2 separate regions of the Homo sapiens genome follow, and region 1 is linked to region 2. Evidence: chromatin contacts called from ENCODE Hi-C or POLR2A ChIA-PET data. All regions are on one chromosome and are shown on one strand. The core of a region is the stretch at or near the end of the contact, and the rest is flanking DNA. Distances in the headings are between cores, read along the strand shown.

Region 1 (4,470 bases), core at 1,553-4,052, 250 kb after region 2:
ATACGCCCAACTTCGGCCTCCCAAAGTGCTGGGATTACAGACATGAGCCACTGCGCCCGGCCTGCCCTAACCATTTTTAAGTGCACACTCCAGTGGCATTAAGTACATTCACATTGTCGTGCGACCATCACCCCCATCATCTTCTCCAGAATTTTTTTTTTTGTTTTTTTGAGACGCTCTGTCGCCCAGGCTGGAGTGCAAAGGCTCGATCTTGGCTCACTGCAAACTCCGCCTCCCGGGTTCACGCCATTCTCCCACCTCAGCCTCCCAAGTAGCTGGGATTACAGGGTTGCGTCACTATGCCCGGCTAATTTTTGTATTTTTAGTAGAGACAGGGTTTCACCATGTTGGCCAGGATGGTCATGAACTCCTGACCTCAGGTGATCCGCCCGCCTCAGCCTCCCAAAGTGTTGGCCTTACAGGCGTGAGCCACCGCACCTAGCCTGGGCTGACCTGCACAGAAGTGCCATCTACCTACCCTCTGACCTCTGTCATGTGACCTGGGGCAGGGGATGTGACATCTCCACCTTCTAAGTACCCCACTGTCATGGGGTAGCTCCTCTCTCAGGTGCTGGGGCTCAGGTCCTCTCCTGGGTCTCAGCAGGTCATGGTCTGCTCCGGGGCTATGCATACTGGTTTCAGTAAGTGCTTGGTAGATCTACCCCGCAGCATGGAGCAAGTGCTGGGTCGGGTGCAATGGACTCAGTATCTCTGAAGGAGGAGATGTCTCTTGCCCTCTCTCCACAGCTAGAGCTTTCACTAGCTACAGAGCTACAGCCAACTCCTGCACCAGCTCAGAAGGTAGAGCCAGCTCCGGCTACAACTCGGGTGCTAGTTCCAGGATCAGAGCCAGCTCCAGCAACAGCTCCAGCAGCACACCCAGAGACAGGGGCAGCTCTGGTCACTTCTGTGCCGGCTCCACTATAGCTCCAGCATCCGCCCTCTAGCCAGGACCAGTTCCAAAACCATTTGCATGGTTAGGGCCAAATATCAGCATCAGGTTCAGAAAAAGAGCCAGGGCCAGCATCAGCTACAGGCCCAGCTTCAGCACCGCGGCTCACACCAGTGCGGGTTCCTGTACCAGCTCAAGAACTATGGCCACAGCCAGCACAACTCCAGATCTCACTCCAGCTGCCGCACCAGCTCTACCACCTACTCCAGAAACAGAGGCAGCTCTATCACCAAATCTGGTGCCACCTCCGGTGACTGCTCGGGCACCGGCTCCAAAACCACTTCCAGAGTTTCAGCCAGTTCCAGGTGTAGACCTCAAGCCAGTGCCAGGTTCAGAGGAAGGGCCAGCTGCAGCACCACCTCCAGAGCCAGAGCTGGCACCAGATATAAAGCGATGGCTGATTCCACAACCAGAACCAGAATTAGAGGCAGCTCCAGAGCTACAGCCATCTCAGACCTGCACCAGCTTCAGAACGAGAGCCAGAGTTCCTGCCAGCTCTAGAGCGAAATCCAATCAAGAACCAGCTCTAGCACCATATCCAGAGCTAGGACCAGCTCTGACACTTTTCCCAGGGCAAAGACTAGCAACAGCAACACAGCTAGAGGCAGCTCCAGAGCATCGGTCCCCGGGGCAGAGCCAGCTTGTCTCCAACAACCGTGTCAGTGCTAGGACAGAGCCTGCACCATCTCTGGAGGTGGAGCCTGCTGTGGTGCCAGCTCCAGCCCCAACACCAGAGCTAGAACCCAGCCTGCTGGTGGGGCCACACAGGGAGGAGCCTCAGACCGCGCAGTTGCAGCCCAGTTGCAAAGTGTCCTGGGGTCCTGCGCTGGGGCTTTTCTTAGGAGCCCTGGGGTGTTTTCTGGCTTTGCAAAGGCAATGAAAATTTGAGTTGAATTTATCACCAGCTCCTGCTCCCTCTAAGCCAGTACCCGAGCTGGAGCCAGCTCCTATGCCAGCTCCCGCACCCCGGCCTTCCTGGCCTTTGCCTGTGGCTGCAGAGAGCAGGCTGAGCCAGAAGCCTCATCTCCTGGTGTCCCCTCCAGGCCTAAGGCTAGAGCGGTCTGCGCTGTGCAATGCGGAGGCTGCCCAGCCCCAGGACAGCAGCGCGGCCTTCCTCCCGGCCCCTGCGGCTCAGGCCTGTCATCCCCTGCTCTGGAGCTCGCGTCCTGGTCCGAGTCCCGGCGGCTCCACCGTTCGCAGCCCGGCGACCGCGGCGAGTCGCTTGGCCGCGAGGCCTCGGTGTCCCGCCCTGCGCGGTGACCGAGGTCCCAGGACACAGCGCAGACAGGGCGCTAGTCAGGCCTGGCCGCGGTAATCCCGCCTGCCGGGACCCTCGCCCGCCTCAGCACTCATTAGGCGCCTGGTGTGTACCCGCGCCCATGGCCGACACCGGCAGAGCCCCTGGTGGGGAAGGGACGGAGCGCGTCGCGGGAGCCCCATGCTGCCCGGGGTGGGCGCTGCTCGACAGTCACGGGAGCCGCCCCAATGGCTGGGACCACCGGGACCCACGGGCTCGTGGAGCGTCCTCCTGACCCGGCCTGGGAATCCTCCGCGAAAACGGGGAGCCGCGCGTGTCCGTGGCGTGCCCGGCACCCGGCGGGTCGGAAACGGCGCGGCCCTGGCTGCTGGCCCCGTGGGGCGGTCGCGGTGCAGGACACGGGTCACGGCGCTGCCGCTGCTCTGCGTGGCGAACCCACACGCCCGCCCGCCAGCCACTGAGCAGCGCCCACGTGCGGGCGCGGGGAGCTGAACGGCCGGGGACCGCTGGGGGGCGCTGCTTGGGCGGGGCGGATTGACTCTTGCGGGCCGCCGTACGCGCTATAAAAGGCGCGGCGCTTCCCTTCTCGTCCTCTGCGTGCGCCGGAGGCTGCCGTGGCGGGTGGGCCGCCTGACTTCTCCTCCCGGCCAGTTCTCGAGCGCCTCACCGGGCCTCGCCCTGCAGCCTCGCTCTCGCTGGCGCTGCGCGGCCTAGGGGACTGGGCTGCTGGCCTCCGGGTGCGGGGTGGGGGCAGGCTCCGACCTGGGGCGTCCTGGCCGCGCGAGCCGCGGGATGGGGGCCCGGGCCGCGGAGGAGGCGCCGCTGGTGTGTCCCTTGGTGGAGAGGGCGCTGCCGGCCCTGCGCGGTTTCCAGCCAGGAAGCTTCGGGAAGCCTGGTGAGAGCTGAGTGCGCGAATTCGGATCTTAGAGAAAGGCACCCCGTTCACCCACGACCCTTCCGCTCCTGCCGCTGCTTCCCTGAGTCGCTCAGGCTGTGGGAAGATGTTTGTCGGCATCTTTGAAAAATTGATTTCTTATGCTGCGTCAGGTGGTTTCCTTGTCACTGTGGCTGCTCAGCGGGAGGCTGTTCTGGCGGGAGGAGGACTGCTCGGTTGTCTGGTGGGCATTCCGCCTCGTGGTCCTGGTCCCTTGATACCTGCAGGGGATCAGCAGCCCGCGTTTCGTGGCCACTGTGTTGTAACTCCAACTTCCCCTCCCGCAAATTAAGCGTAGAGTAAGGGGAGAGAGTAACATGGGTCGGATTTTTCTAGAACGGCCCTTGTGACAGTGAGCTTTTTGGTGGCAGGGAGCTTCTTTGGTCCGCCTTCCTGGAGACCAGATGCAGCAAAACGCAGTCTTTTTCTTTTCGAGACAGAGTCTCAGTTGCCCAGGCTGGAGTGCAGTGGCGCGATCTCAGCTCACTACCACCTCTGCCTCCTGGGTTCAAGCGACTTTCCTGCTTCAGCCTCCAGAGTAGCTGGGATTACAGGCGCCAGCCACTAGGCCAGCTAACTTTTTTTTTTTTTTTTTTTAGAGAGACGGGTTTCACCGTGTTGGCCAGGCTGGTTTTGAACTCCTGACCTCAAGTGATCTGCCCGCCTCGGCCTCCCAAAAAACGCAGTGTTTATGTGATGCTCCTCTGTGGTGTTTGCAAGATTTATACAAAATTGCGGTTTCTTTTTTTCTCTAGGACGTCTGCTCACTGGAGATGACACGTGCGTGGGGTGTTGGGTAAGTTGGTGCATTGGAGCTGGAACAGGGTCAATCCTCCAATGTAACTAAGCCCTCCTGTGCAACATCTTAAGTGACTGGAGGGACCAGTCGGTCTTGTGTTCACATTGAGGCTAGAAGCTGTCTCCAGGGGAGTAAAAACGGATTATTTAGTCTTCAACAGGACACTGCCCCTAGAGGCGTTGCAGCTGTGGCTGCCGTGTCACATCTGTGTCATTAGGTGGCAGAGATTAGAGAGGCTATGTCTACGCTCAGCGTTCTGCCCCGTGAACGTTTGAATGTTTGATAGTCTCACACTCCTGTTTTGTGGACAGGCATCTGTTTTCCTTCGCTGGTATCTGGGAGAGAGGGTGGGCCCTGTGAGTGGGCTTTCTAACTCTCGCGCTGGGCTAGGCTGGCCTCTAGGGGTCTGAAGGGATAGTGGGAAGGTGGAGGGTGCCTTCACCAGGAGCAGCCTTCATGAGTGAGTTTTAAGAACCTGTGAGGATCGGTCAGGTCAGGTGAGGTACGCGCTGGATCATGCCGTACAC
Region 2 (5,147 bases), core at 2,052-4,551:
TCAGAACCCCAGACTTAGGCCAATTTTCCCACTGGGCTTCCTGTTCCTCCCGTAACGCAGAGCTCGTCTTGACTGAGCCCCCAAACTGCACAGATCCCCCATCACCTCCCACCTCTCCCTGGGCACTGGAAACAAAGAGAGGGTCTTTCTCCACCTCTGCCAAGAGCAGGCTGTCCACCCCTAGGAGGCTGTGCCTGAGCCCAGTATGGTTGGTTCCCCTGTATCCCCCATGGGCACCCTCTACCCTATGCCCCCCACCAGGCTGAAGCCCCACATCCTGGGAGCTGCTGGGGCCTGGCACAGAGTGGGCGCCTGGTCTCCATGTCCCCCATGGAGGGGGCTCCTCATGAAGGGGCTGCGGGAGGGAGGTTCTGACTTGAACACTCACCCCCTCTGTCCCTGGCCCAGGCCTCGAGCAGGGCGGGGCCACCTCCTCCCCTCTGCCTCCCCCAGTCAGGAGACTGCCTGCCTGCCTCTAATCTGACCTTGATCCTCTCCCCATCAGATTAGGACCCCTCACCGGTTTGGGGCAGGAAGACAATGGTATCCTCTGTGAAGCCCTGGGCCTTGCAGAAGGCGGTGAATTTCTCCTTTAACTCAGCCCTGGGGGTCTGGGTTCGGCCTGGGACAGGGTGGAGACGGAGCTGGCCTCAGCGGGGGGGATGCTGTGTGCCCTGCCCTGGGTCTTGGGGAGCCCCCTCTGGTCAGGCCTGCGTGTGGGCGGCGTCCACGGGGCACGTACTGTAGAGGGTGGCCATGCGGAAGTCCTCGCCAGGGCCCTTGCTGCCCTGGCTGTACAGCAGCGCGTACTGGTCGTAGTCGGTCTCCACCACTGACACGGAGTAGGTGCTGCCCCAGTCTGGGAACCCAAGAGACAACCCTGTCGGGGACTCAGCCCCCCAAACCTCACCTCTGCTTCAGGGAAGGGGTGCACCTGTGGGCTTTGGGGGCACTCAGCCCCTCGGCTGGCCCGGGATGCTCCCCCACCCGGCTGCTCTCCAGCCAGTGCCCTGCTCTCGCCTGCACAGCCTGTGAACCCTGTCCCCAAACCAGAATCTGGGGGAGCCAGGCTCAGAAAACCAGGATTCCTGGTGCAGCCGCAGAAGTCGCTGCCAGAACCGGAAGTGAAGAGGTTTCCCCGTGGGAGCCATTCCCCAGGTGGGAGTGAGGAAACCCCTGGGTCCTGGGGAGGAGAATTGGGAGGAGGCATATGGAGGGGCCTTGGGGGGCTGCTTATGTGGGGAAAACTCCAGAGGGCAGGGAAGGGGCCTGACAAGACAATGGTGGGCTCCAGAGAGGATCCAACCCCCTGGAGGAAGGGTCTCTCTGTCCCTAACACTTGTGCATGGGTAGTCACGCCCAGGCCTGGCCTTTGCCTCTGACGCTGGTGGGGCAGCCATCACCTCCCACCCCATGGATCTCCGCGGCAGGGGGCTGGCCCAGAGTCGTCCCGGCAAGTGTCGCCCCCAGGCTGGGCCCAGGGGGCCGGTGGAGGCCCCACTCACGGGGACTCCGGTAGCTGTAGGAGCCGAGGGACCCCGCGGGCTGCAGCAGCATGGTTCGGGTCTCACACTGGTTTTTCCTGTAGGTGGGTGACCTCAGGGTCAGGGGTTAGGCCCGAGGGTGTCCCTGGACCTCTCCGTCCCAGAAACCCACCTGCCCGCTGTCCCACCTGAGGAAGGTGGAGGTCAGGTTGAGGCCACCATCCGTGGCAGGGGCCACCACAGACTTGCACATGGACAACGCCGCCTTCTTCTCCCGGAGCCAGCTCGAGTTGGAGGCGAGGCCCGCGCTGAACCAGCGCCCCAGGAACTGCGGCGAGCGACCCCCACCCGCGTCGGCCAGGACCCTCCGGACCCACCTGCGCCTACCTGCGGGGGCGCCTCTGCCGTCTACTCCTCCGGTCTCCAACCCGGCCCCGCCCCCACGCCCAATCCCCCGAGCAGCCACGCCCCTCACGCCCCGCCCCAGGAACTGACCCCCGCCCCTCAATCCCCGCCCCAGGAGATGACCCCGCCCCTCACATCTCCGCCCCAGGAGCTGACCACGCCCCTCACATCCCCGCCCCAGGAGATGACCCCGCCCCTCACATCCCCGCCCCAGGAGCTGACCACGCCCCTCACGACCCCGCCCCAAGAGCTGGCCCCGCCCTTCATGTCCACAACCAGGGAACTGACCGCGCCCCTCACGCCCCATGCCCCCCTAGGAGCTGACCCCGCCCCTCACGTCCCCGCCCCAGGAGCTGACCACGCCCATCAGGCCCCCGCCCCGCCCCGGGAGGTGGCCCCGCCCCTCACGCCCCGCCCCAGGAGATGACCACGCCCCACTTCCCCCTCCCCCGGAGATGGCCCCGCCCCTCACGCCTCAGCCCCAGAAGCTGGCCACGCCCCTGACACCCAGCACCCCCGTCTGGCCACGCCCCTCCCGAGGACAGTCCCTCACCCTCGCACGCCGCCCACCAGCCAGCTTCGGCCCCTCCGCCCCCGGTCCCGATTCTGTGCCCTGGCTGAGCGCCTGGCCCATACAGCGGGCGGCAGAGGACGTCGCATTCCTGGCGGGGATCGGGGCGGGTCTTCGGCTCAGCTCTGCGGACCGCTGGGGTTCTCCTCGACGCCAGGGAGGGGCGCGCGGCGCGGGGACCCGCGCTCCGGCGCTTCCCCGAGCAGCTCCCGGGCGAGAGCGCGCGTCGCCGGCTGTCTGTGCGGTGCGCGTCCCTCCCAACCCCCACCGCGCACGGAGTGTTTGTCGCCATCCCTGTGCCCCACCCGCCCGTGTCCTGGCACCCAGGTGTGGAACGTGCGCTCGTGTGTCCTCTGGGGGTCGCGTGCCCACAGGGGTGGACGTGTCTGGCTGGCGTGGGCGCGTGTGTGGCCCGGTGTCTGCGTGGCCCATCAGGGGAGACGGGACGCGGTGCCCAGGGAGGGCTTCTCGCGGGCAGCCTCCTCGGGCGGCTACCCAGCCTCCTTCCTGCGCGCCCGCTCAGTCCCTGGCCGGCACTGCCCGGCACTGCGGGACTTCGCTCACTCCTCCCAGGGGGAAGACCCAGCCGGAAAGTGCCCTTCCCCTGACAGGGTCCTGTAGCCCTTGGGGATGACGCAGGAAAGCCCCTCACCTTGTCCTGCTGGAAGTTGGGCTGCACGGAGACCTGGGCCTCCGGTGCTGCCTGCAGGTCGCCCAGCACCCCCAGCAGGGCCAGTCCCATCCACAGTGTGTGATGAGTAGCCATTCTCCTGCAGCAGAGCGGGTGTCCGGGGCCTGGTGCCAGTGGTGTGGGAGAGCGAGGGAGGTGTGCAGGAGGAGCGGAGGGCACTGAGGAGACCCCTATTTATGGGCCAGGCTTGGCCTCCACCCAGGGCCCGGGGACAGCCCACTGAACACTCGTGATGCTGGGGGATGGGGTGGCCAGGCACAGCTGCAGCCTCGTCCCCCACAGGGCGCTTATGCAAGAGGCCTGGGCCTGCTGCCCCAGCTGAGGCAGCGTGGGGGTGAGGCAGAGGCCCCTGCCCACTGGTCCCAGAGACAGAGCTGGCAGGGACCTTGCCCACCCTCCTCCTGCTGGCAGGGCCCACCAACCCAGCGGCCCTGATAGGGCAGGGGCTGTGTTCCTCAGCCATGCCCGCCTCCGAGGCCTCTGGTGACTTCCCACTGGGGGCCAGGACCCACATCTCACAGCCCCTACCATCATTCCCTTTCCGAGCCCTGCCACCCCAGAAGGGGACACAAGCCCCACTTCCACCCTGAGAGTTTGGTCCTGAAACGCCCAGCAAGTGAAGTGTTGATGAGAAGCTCAGGCCAAGGTAGAGAAACTTGATCTGGCCCGCAGGGTCCCGAGGGCCAGGTTTGCTGGGCATGGCTTCCCCCATGGCCAGCTGTTGGGGCTCTGATAGTGACCCCTGGGTGCCCATTTCAGCCTGGGGCACCTTTGGGCTTGAGCACAGGCCCTATCCCTTGCCAGAGGCCCCAACTTCCCCCAGCAATCCCCCCACCCCAAGTCTGCCCCCCGCCGAGTCTGGGCCTCCCCACCCCGAGTCTGGTCCAGACTCGGGAGCACCCCGTGGGGCTGTCCTGTTACCCCAGCGCTGCACCCAGCTCCTTGGGCCCCTCCAGCTCGTTGGCCCTGGCTGGGGCCCTGTCACAGGCCGTCACAGGCAGGCACATGTGGTGGGCCCTCTCTGGATTCTGTTGGGACTGAGCTTCCCTGGCAGGCGTGGTGGGTGAGCGCTGCCGCTGGTCTGAAGGTGAGCCCGGGTGGGGAGCTGGGAAATGTACATGAGAGCAGGAGTGAGTCGGATGGGGTGGGGTGGTGAGCTTCTACGGGGCTGCTGGCGACCACTGGGGGCCGGAGCCCGTCTTCTTCCTGGATTCTGTGGCCCATCCCTTGCTGGGGGCGCACGAGCCCTGGGAGTGGGCTGGTGTGGACTGCTTCCTTGTTCCCCTTCCCCAGTGCCCGGGGGTCAAGGAGCCCAGACTGGGGGAGGCGCATGCCTATGTAGCAGCAGGGGCTAGTGGGCAGCACTGGTGTCAGGGCTGGTGGGGGTGGCCGGGTAGCATCCCAGGCAGAGGCCAAGGTGAGGGAGTGAGTCCCAGGGAGCCGGGAGGCACCTGAGAGGCAGGGAGAAGGAGGGCAGCGGTGCAGGGGGGCCAAGGCAGTCCTGAGAACCCACTCCTCCACCTGGACCTCCTATCAACCCCTGCCTGAAGCAGCAGCGTGCTGCTAGCTCAGATGCCATCTGTGCCATGGGCTGAGAGGGAGAGTCTGTTGGAACAGATAGGGGTGGGGTGCCTAAACCCGGGACCCCGCGTGGCCCGCAAGCCTGGCTCAGCTACAGAGCTGGGGGCTGCCGTCAGGACAGGGGAGGGGCAGGAAGAGAGTTGCGGCTGGGATATCACCACAAGACTGGCCTCCTGCCCGCTGCCAGCTGAGTCCTGGCTGTCATTCCACTCTGGTGGGGCTGGTGGCTCGCTGACTGGCCTGGCTGGAGGTCCCAACCCAGGCTAGGCTGGTCCAGGACAAGAGCGCCTCCCGGTGGTGAGCAAGCTCTGGGGTGTGGTGGCGGGTGGCCCGGGGCAGGGAGACCCAGGACACGTGGCTCTGGGTCTGAATGGCTTCCGTCTGGGCAGGCCTGGGTCACCTGCCAGGGAGGGAC

What was found. A loop is a pair of places that touch in the nucleus more often than their neighbours do. ChIA-PET counts read pairs that join two places held with the same protein, here RNA polymerase II (POLR2A). Pooled maps may share reads with other maps.
Region 1: a loop to region 2 is called in a pooled map, with 3 times the contacts of the local background. The contact joins the promoter of SNHG7 here to the promoter of PTGDS in region 2. A Hi-C loop is called at or near these places in 1 of 50 pooled maps. POLR2A ChIA-PET finds 5 or more read pairs at or near these places in 6 of 52 experiments (A673, AG04450, HEK293 and 3 more).

Annotation. Positions count from the first base shown.
Region 1 is chr9:136,726,516-136,730,985 of GRCh38, reverse strand. SNHG7 (small nucleolar RNA host gene 7) reads left to right here and starts at 2,802. Exons shown (of 5, transcript NR_024543.1): 1 at 2,802-3,105; 2 at 3,900-3,940. It overlaps LOC124900276 (cuticle collagen 2-like), which reads left to right and starts at 2,802. Exons shown (of 5, transcript XM_047424334.1): 1 at 2,802-3,105; 2 at 3,900-3,940. SNORA17A (small nucleolar RNA, H/ACA box 17A) reads left to right here and starts at 4,107; the gene lies at 4,107-4,239. RefSeq lists an enhancer at 1,455-1,604 and silencers at 2,052-2,221, 2,375-3,054.
Region 2 is chr9:136,975,658-136,980,804 of GRCh38, reverse strand. It overlaps PTGDS (prostaglandin D2 synthase), which reads right to left and starts at 3,301. Exons shown (of 7, transcript NM_000954.6): 1 at 3,113-3,301; 2 at 1,673-1,812; 3 at 1,506-1,582; 4 at 743-859; 5 at 521-622. The coding sequence starts at 3,226. It also overlaps LOC124902312. RefSeq lists an enhancer at 1,262-2,241.